Regions from separate parts of the Homo sapiens genome. Here region 1 is linked to region 2. A link is a contact called in ENCODE Hi-C data. All regions are on one chromosome and are shown on one strand. Each heading gives the region's core, a stretch centred on a gene start or an enhancer-like site at or near the end of the contact. The rest is flanking DNA. Distances are from core to core; before and after follow the strand shown. Region 1 holds the start of KRTAP25-1 (keratin associated protein 25-1). Region 2 has its middle 19 kb from the start of CLDN8.

Region 1 (3,531 bases), core at 758-3,257, 55 kb before region 2:
ATGTCAGACAGATTCTCAAACTTATCTCAATCCTTGATGATTCCAATCTCTTCTGTTCCTTTTTATCCCTAACAGTCCTCTTTTACATTGATGTGATCTGAGGCTTTCTTTAACAAGAATGTAGCAATCGACTGTGAAAATTCCCCATGTGAAATGTCAAACATTTTTCCTTTCACTGTCTGAAACAAAAAATGTGAAATTCAGAGGAAGAACCTTATACTACATCTGTACCAAATGTCATGTTTATGTAAATAAATGTCAAAATATATCATAAGTGTGTTTTCTCTGTCTCTCTCTGTTTTCTTTTCTTCCTTTGTGCATGTTTGCATGGGTGATGAGATATCTGCAGTTTTCTGAATGCTCCGTAAAAGCTTCCAATTAAAAAGATATTTCAATATCTTTTCCGCAAAATTAAAATAATAATCAGTCTTCCAGAATCTTCAATGAACAATGCAGGAACAACAGGACTATTGTACAATAGGAAAGTATTCAACAGAAGGATCATCAATGATACTCTAAGATGCCAAGTGGCTACTTGGAATCTTTAGTGTCCTCTGCTCATGAACAACTCCGTCACTGCTGATAAGTGAGAAGATGATTGAGAATGGAATGTGTTGGTTTGGGAAGACAAGAGACTCCAGAAAATAGATGCCTGTAAACATTAACTTGCATCTTTAGGGAAGAATCCAAAATATTGTTGTTCCTTCCATAGTATTCAAGTAAGCAGGCTTCGGACATCTTTTTTATGTGATATTATAGTTTTGCATAATCCTTGTTTAGCTCATTGCATGAAGACCAAATTGGTCCTCCTGAAAAATTGCTTCAGATGAAGACATCCATTAATTCTGGAAAGCTAGTACACAAGCTGATGACTATTGATATCATGTTTATCCTCTTATTTGAAGACCACAGGTACATGTAAGACATTTGCACTAGTATAAAAGCACATATGTCATCAATGTTACCATGTAAAACTATTATATGTCTTTTCTCAAGTGTTTGGAAATCAAACACAACTTTTAAGTATGAAAAATATTAAGTTGTCAAAGCTGAGCTCTTTAAAATGTACCCTAACATGCTTATATAAAATTGACTCTCAAGACAATATACAGATAGCAACATCACATAATTAGATTCTCAGCTAAGTATGAAAAACAGCGAATAGCATGAGATATTTTGTCTGGAAAATCCAAGAAACTTTGATATATGGAAACTATTTTAGGACATCAACACCTCCTCTAAGCATTGCAACATTGTATCTCTTCTTCCAGGATGAGGACTATGCCTTCCTAACTGTGGGGTTCCTTGTAGATAATGAATAGGATAAACATCCATTCAAATGGACTCCTTTTAATTAAGCATTATTTAGGAGTGGAAGCAGAAGCAAAGCAGATAAAATACACAAGTGATTACATCACACACATTCTGAAACCTGATAAACAGGAGAAAGATTACAACTGTAGATATATAGAAGATTAAAACCAAAATTATTTTATGAATGGGAAGAAAGTTATCTTCATAGGCAACACAACACTAAGTTCATGAGATATTATGATGCAAATTAATCTAAAATATGGGGAGGCAGAGAGTCTGAGTATATAGCTATCAAGGTGTAGAAGCAACCTGGTCTAGTTTGATGTAGACTTAGATAAGCTATTCTTTGTTACTTATCTGAATGAAAGCCTTACTTCAGACTCTGTCATGTCAGCCAGCATCTGCTATTATGGAAACTACAACTTCTGTTGTCTTGGGAGTTACTGCCATGTTCTTGTCACCTCATCCACTGCACTCTGGCCTACTTGTGTAAACTGGGACCATGCTCTGTGCTTGTCCAACCAACGCTGAATTTGACTTCTAGAAAACTCCCCAGAGACATGTGGTAAACCTTCCAGCTACCATTCATCCAGTTGTGTGCATGCAATTTGTAAAATTTCTTGCTGCTTTCTACTACTTACTGTGTCTCCAGACCTTGCCACTCAACTAGCTGTTTTTATATCAATCCTTATTTCTCAAGTTCCTGCCAATCCTCAATGCATAACAGATCTCAAGGCTTTTTTTTCAGTAGTTGCCACCCCCAAAACCATGTCTCTTATGGCTGTCAATCACCGAGCTTTATTTTTTGTCGCTGTCAATCACTGAATTTTGTGTCCAGGACCTGCTATCCCTTGAGCTATTTCTCCTATGGTAATCAAACTATAGGTTCTATATCCAACAGCTTCAGATCCCTGAATTATGTGTCTCATAGTTTCCAACCTATTTCCTTCATGCACAGCAGTTTCCAACCAGCTTGTTCTGATTTTGTGGGTTGGCAATCTCCATTTCTTAGAAGAACATGCTGAATTGTCTTTTCAGTGTCTTGCCCTGACAGCGTTTTACAGAAATTTTATCTTTAGGTTGAAGAATTGTTCTTAGGCTGATGGACCATTGTGTTTATAGTTCAGGTGCTGTTTTAACCTGTACCATTTTACTTGATCAAATTCTAAGAGATTGTAATTGTTTCTTCACTAGAAAATTTTCACTGCCAGCGATTCTTGATTTCTATGCCAATAATATGTCCTTGAATAGGAAGACAAGTTTTCATGGTTATTTATAAGTAAACTGTCTTCAAATTATATAGAAAAGAGTATCTTTTGGTTCTTCATTATCTTCAATGAAGTTAAGGACTGTTAGTTTCACTAAACAAATATAATGAAAAGAAAGAAAATAAAGAGTATCTGAAAAACGCAGGCAAGATAGATCCTTTCAAGAATCTGATTGCATGTGTCCTACTACTTAAACATTAAATATGCACCTGTATTTTCTAACAGTTAAAAAGAGAATTATTTAGCCCAAATAGACTACATTTTGCCTTAGCAACCAACAACTTCAAAATTCCAGATGCTTAAAATTGGAATGGTCTACTTATCACCCCTACTACACATTCATTGTTTCAGCTCCCAAATCATTCTCATTCTGGGACCCAGGCATAGAGGATCTTCACTATCAGGAATAATGCCAGTAGAGGCAGAGAGAAAATAGCAAGGAAAATTAATTGCTCATCAGCCCTGCATATGTCTTCTAAATTACCATTGAACAGAACAAGTTACAATGCCCAGCCTGCCCCACAAGATTAAGCACAAAGGGGTTACATAAATTTTAGTTCTGTACAACGGACAGCACAATATTTTTTCCTCTTGAATGAAACTTAAGTCCTCCCCCCTTCCCTCCCGTGGATCCTTGCATAGAGAAAATTGTTATTACTTTGAACTTGTTTCTCTCTTATATGTATGTAACTAATTAATTCAGTTATTCCACCTACTCACTGGGAACTTGTTCTTCTTACAAGCAACTGCTCATATTCCAATAACTATTCCACCATATTGATCATCTTCAATGTACCGGGCATACCACTACATGATCAATAATCTCCCAATGCACGTATGAAAAGATACTATCATCCCCATTGTTACAGATAAGAAAATTCAAATAGGTCAAGAAACTTGCCAGAAGACCCACATAAGTTATAGTTCAAAGACTTTTCATTGTCTTTCA
Region 2 (3,346 bases), core at 722-3,221:
CCTGTAGTCCCAGCTACTCAGGAGGCTGAGGCAGGAGAATTGCTTGAACCTGGGAGGCAGAGTTTGCAGTGAGCCAAGCTCACACCACTGCACTTCAGCCTGGGCAACAGTGCGAGACTACGTCTCAAAAAAAATAAAAATAAAAATAAAAAAACATTTAGGAACTGCCTCTTCTTTTCTTTTAAAAATGTACTTGGGCCAGGTGTGGTGGCTCACGCCTGTAATCCCTGCACTTTGGGAGGCTGAGGTTGGCGGATCACTTGAGGCCAGGAGTTCAAGACATGCCTGGCCAGCATGGTGAAACTCTGTCTCTACTAAAAGTACAGACATTAGCCAGGTGAGGTGGTCCATGCCTGTAATCACAGCTACTTGCCTGGTTGAGGCAAGAGAATTGCTTGAACCTGGGAGGTTGCAGTGAGCCAAGATTGCACCACTGTGCCCCAGCCTGAGTGACAGAGCAAGACCCTGTCTCAAGAAAATACATAAATACAAAAATTTTTTAAACTCACTTTTAACTGTTTCTAATCAGAGTCTATATTCCAGGCAATTTGCATCTATCCTCTCAGGTTGCAGTCCTCAAACGTGGCCCAAATAAACTCTCTACTTATATTAATTTGGCCTCAGTTTTTCCTTTAGATTGACACATTAAGTCTTCCCAGAAATTTCCATGTCCTGGTTCACTGACTTTATTGAAAGAAAAACAAAGCTTCCTCCTCTACTAAAATCTTTTCCAGATTTTCCCTAAATTAGTTCTCGGGTTCCAGAGTGATAGCTCCCAAAAGCCAAGAGAGACATGTCCCTGAGAGATGGCAGGTGAATCCTTAGCCACACCTTCATTTGCAGTCATGAAATCTCCTAGAAATCCCATGTCTTATTTTGTTGTAATTGATGCAATATTTTTTCATTCTAACATGTTGTGTATTTGTTTCAATACTCTAATGAGTATCTTATAGCACCAGTTCAGTAATTTAGTTTTATTTCTCCTCAATTTTTGAGAAAGTTGGTAATTCAGAAAGGTATTTCCTGTCACTCCGCAGACACATATGTCCCTGATATGTCCCTGGCACCTCCCCTCATCCTTACTGTCAGCACACCACTGTACTGTATACTTCTGCCCATATGCAGAAGCTCATTTTGAAAAGTAAAACCATGAACCTTTGGTGTTTGATCACATAAACATGCAGAATATTTTTCACATCGATTACTTCCTCCATTTCATCAATGATCTTGATTTGCAAAGCTCAGATCATAATCACTCTTGACAAATGAGATGCAATGTAAAGTACATCATTCTTCTCTATGACTTTAATAAACATTTGAAATATACTTTTCTAAATACTGCTGTCATCATAGGGACCACACTGATGGCAATGACCTGATCATTTCCGTGTTTAAGACAAGTCTCAAATTCCTTTCTGAGGTGGTTAGTGCTCACTAGTTTATAAATACTAGCTAATCAGTTTGAAAGCATTTCATGATTTAAAAATATCTCAGGAGGTCAGCAATCAGGGATTGAGACAGATGGGCATAGTTTTATTGGAAGACTATCTTGGGTAAACCTTGTGGATTGGCAAAAAAAAAAAAAAATGTCTAAATTTGGAAGACTCAAGCTTTGCCAAATATTAGCTGTGTAATTTTAGACAGATTATATATCTTTGAGCTTCAATTACCCCATGATAAATTTTACATGATAAAACCTATCATATCCTCCTCAATAGCTATTATGAGGACGAAATGGGATATTTATATTTCTTTCCAAGATTAAAACATAGCTATGTGAAAAGACATCTGTATATCTGTCTGTGTTTAATATCTGAAAGTTGGTTCAGGAGATTAGTCATTGATTAAGCAATAATACTTTGAATTACTTGTAAGTTACTGCTTCCTCTGGAAGAACAAAGTAGTCAATGAAAGGGATGATTCAGTGGGTTCAAACCATGTGCACCACTTACAAACTGTGTAGCCTCGAGCAAGTTTCTTAAATTCACTAAGCTGCAGTTTCCTTATATGTAAGTGGAGCTAATAATAAAAATACTTACCACCTGGAGGTGTGTTAACCAATTATGGTAATGTACACTCATGGATTATAATGACTGTCACAAAGTAAGTTCTTAATAAACAGTAGCCATTGACATTGACTAGTGGTAACAGTAGTAATAGTAAAGTGCATCTATGTTTTTATTAACAAAGAATCCTTTTTGTAGAGTGAATTAAAACATTATGTTTCTCCTAAAGGTAATTAATTACATACTATTCTCATAATCAAGAGCAGGGACCCAGGGAGAGAACTGAGCCATTGTATTGGATGAGGTATAGAAACATAGAGTTCAGAGTGATGGGGCTATATAACCGTACATTTTCAACCTACATCTATGGTATGTTAGAGAAAATTTTGTTTCTATAAAGCAAGTAGAGGTAACCCAACACATCTGTACTTGTAACAACGTCCAAGGCACTGAACAAAGTTCAAGGCACTGATGGCATAGAATCTGCTCTCTACCCTAATCAAATGGTGATTTGCTCTATTGCCTGCAATAAAACATGTTTATATCGAATACAGCCCTGTAAAGGATACCTAGAGGAACATTGAATCCTTCTTCATTTCCTCCTTCTCAAGGAACTGGCAAGAATTTAAACCTGGTAGAATTAAGCAAACTTTTTCCCTGCTAAATCTCATGCTGTTCTCATTTCACTTAATCACTTTGGGGTTTCTGCTGCTATCCTCAGGCTCCTCCTTGTTAAATTTTGGTCATGGCTTATGTATTTGCTCAAATCTTTATTAATTGAGAGATGGAAGATAAAAAATAACACTTCCCTGTAATATCTCTGAAAAACTCTCCCTTTTACCCATGAATTGCTGCAGCTCTTTGGCATTCTCTACTGGATCTAATGTTTCAACATTCTCTGCAGGAATCAATCAATAGCCATCTGCTTCCCATTAAGGAGAAAGGGGTTGAAATGGCTAAAGTAACTTGGCTGGAAAAAGTCTTCCTCCTGTTAGAAAATAAGAATAACATCATCTTTATAATTGTACACAGAGTGATAACAATTTAAACATTACATTAATAACTATCTTCTTGGGAAAGGTGAGTTGAATTACAGCATTAAATCATACAATATGTAATACTGATTGGCTTAAATAAAAGTAACATTACAATTTAATATTGTGTCTAAGAAAATAGTGATGGAAAAAATTACATCACATACTAATGTGGCAACATGGTGTCCTTTTCCTAGTCCTCAGCTTCTCCGCCACTGACAGTCTCTCTTTTCATTTAAATGTATTCACACACCATCAAAGCCATAAAGCCAAATTCTGTGGCATATTAACTTTCTTTCAAGGCCT

What was found. Hi-C counts contacts between places; a loop is a spot of excess contacts on that map. Pooled maps may share reads with other maps.
Region 1: a loop to region 2 is called in a map of OCI-LY7, with 3 times the contacts of the local background. The contact joins the promoter of KRTAP25-1 here to the enhancer-like site in region 2. A Hi-C loop is called at or near these places in 1 of 168 maps with a recorded cell type or tissue (OCI-LY7) and 1 of 50 pooled maps.

The regions. Positions count from the first base shown.
Region 1 is chr21:30,287,990-30,291,520 of GRCh38, reverse strand. It overlaps KRTAP25-1 (keratin associated protein 25-1), which reads left to right and starts at 2,007. Exons shown (of 1, transcript NM_001128598.1): 1 at 2,007-2,376. The coding sequence starts at 2,031. The coding sequence ends at 2,339.
Region 2 is chr21:30,233,401-30,236,746 of GRCh38, reverse strand. No RefSeq gene overlaps it. Among named protein-coding and RNA genes, the nearest start is that of CLDN8, 19 kb to the right of the region's middle. Within about 2 kb of position 1,971, at least 2 of the 41 ENCODE cell types and tissues checked have a DNase peak (open chromatin) inside an H3K27ac peak, as active enhancers do.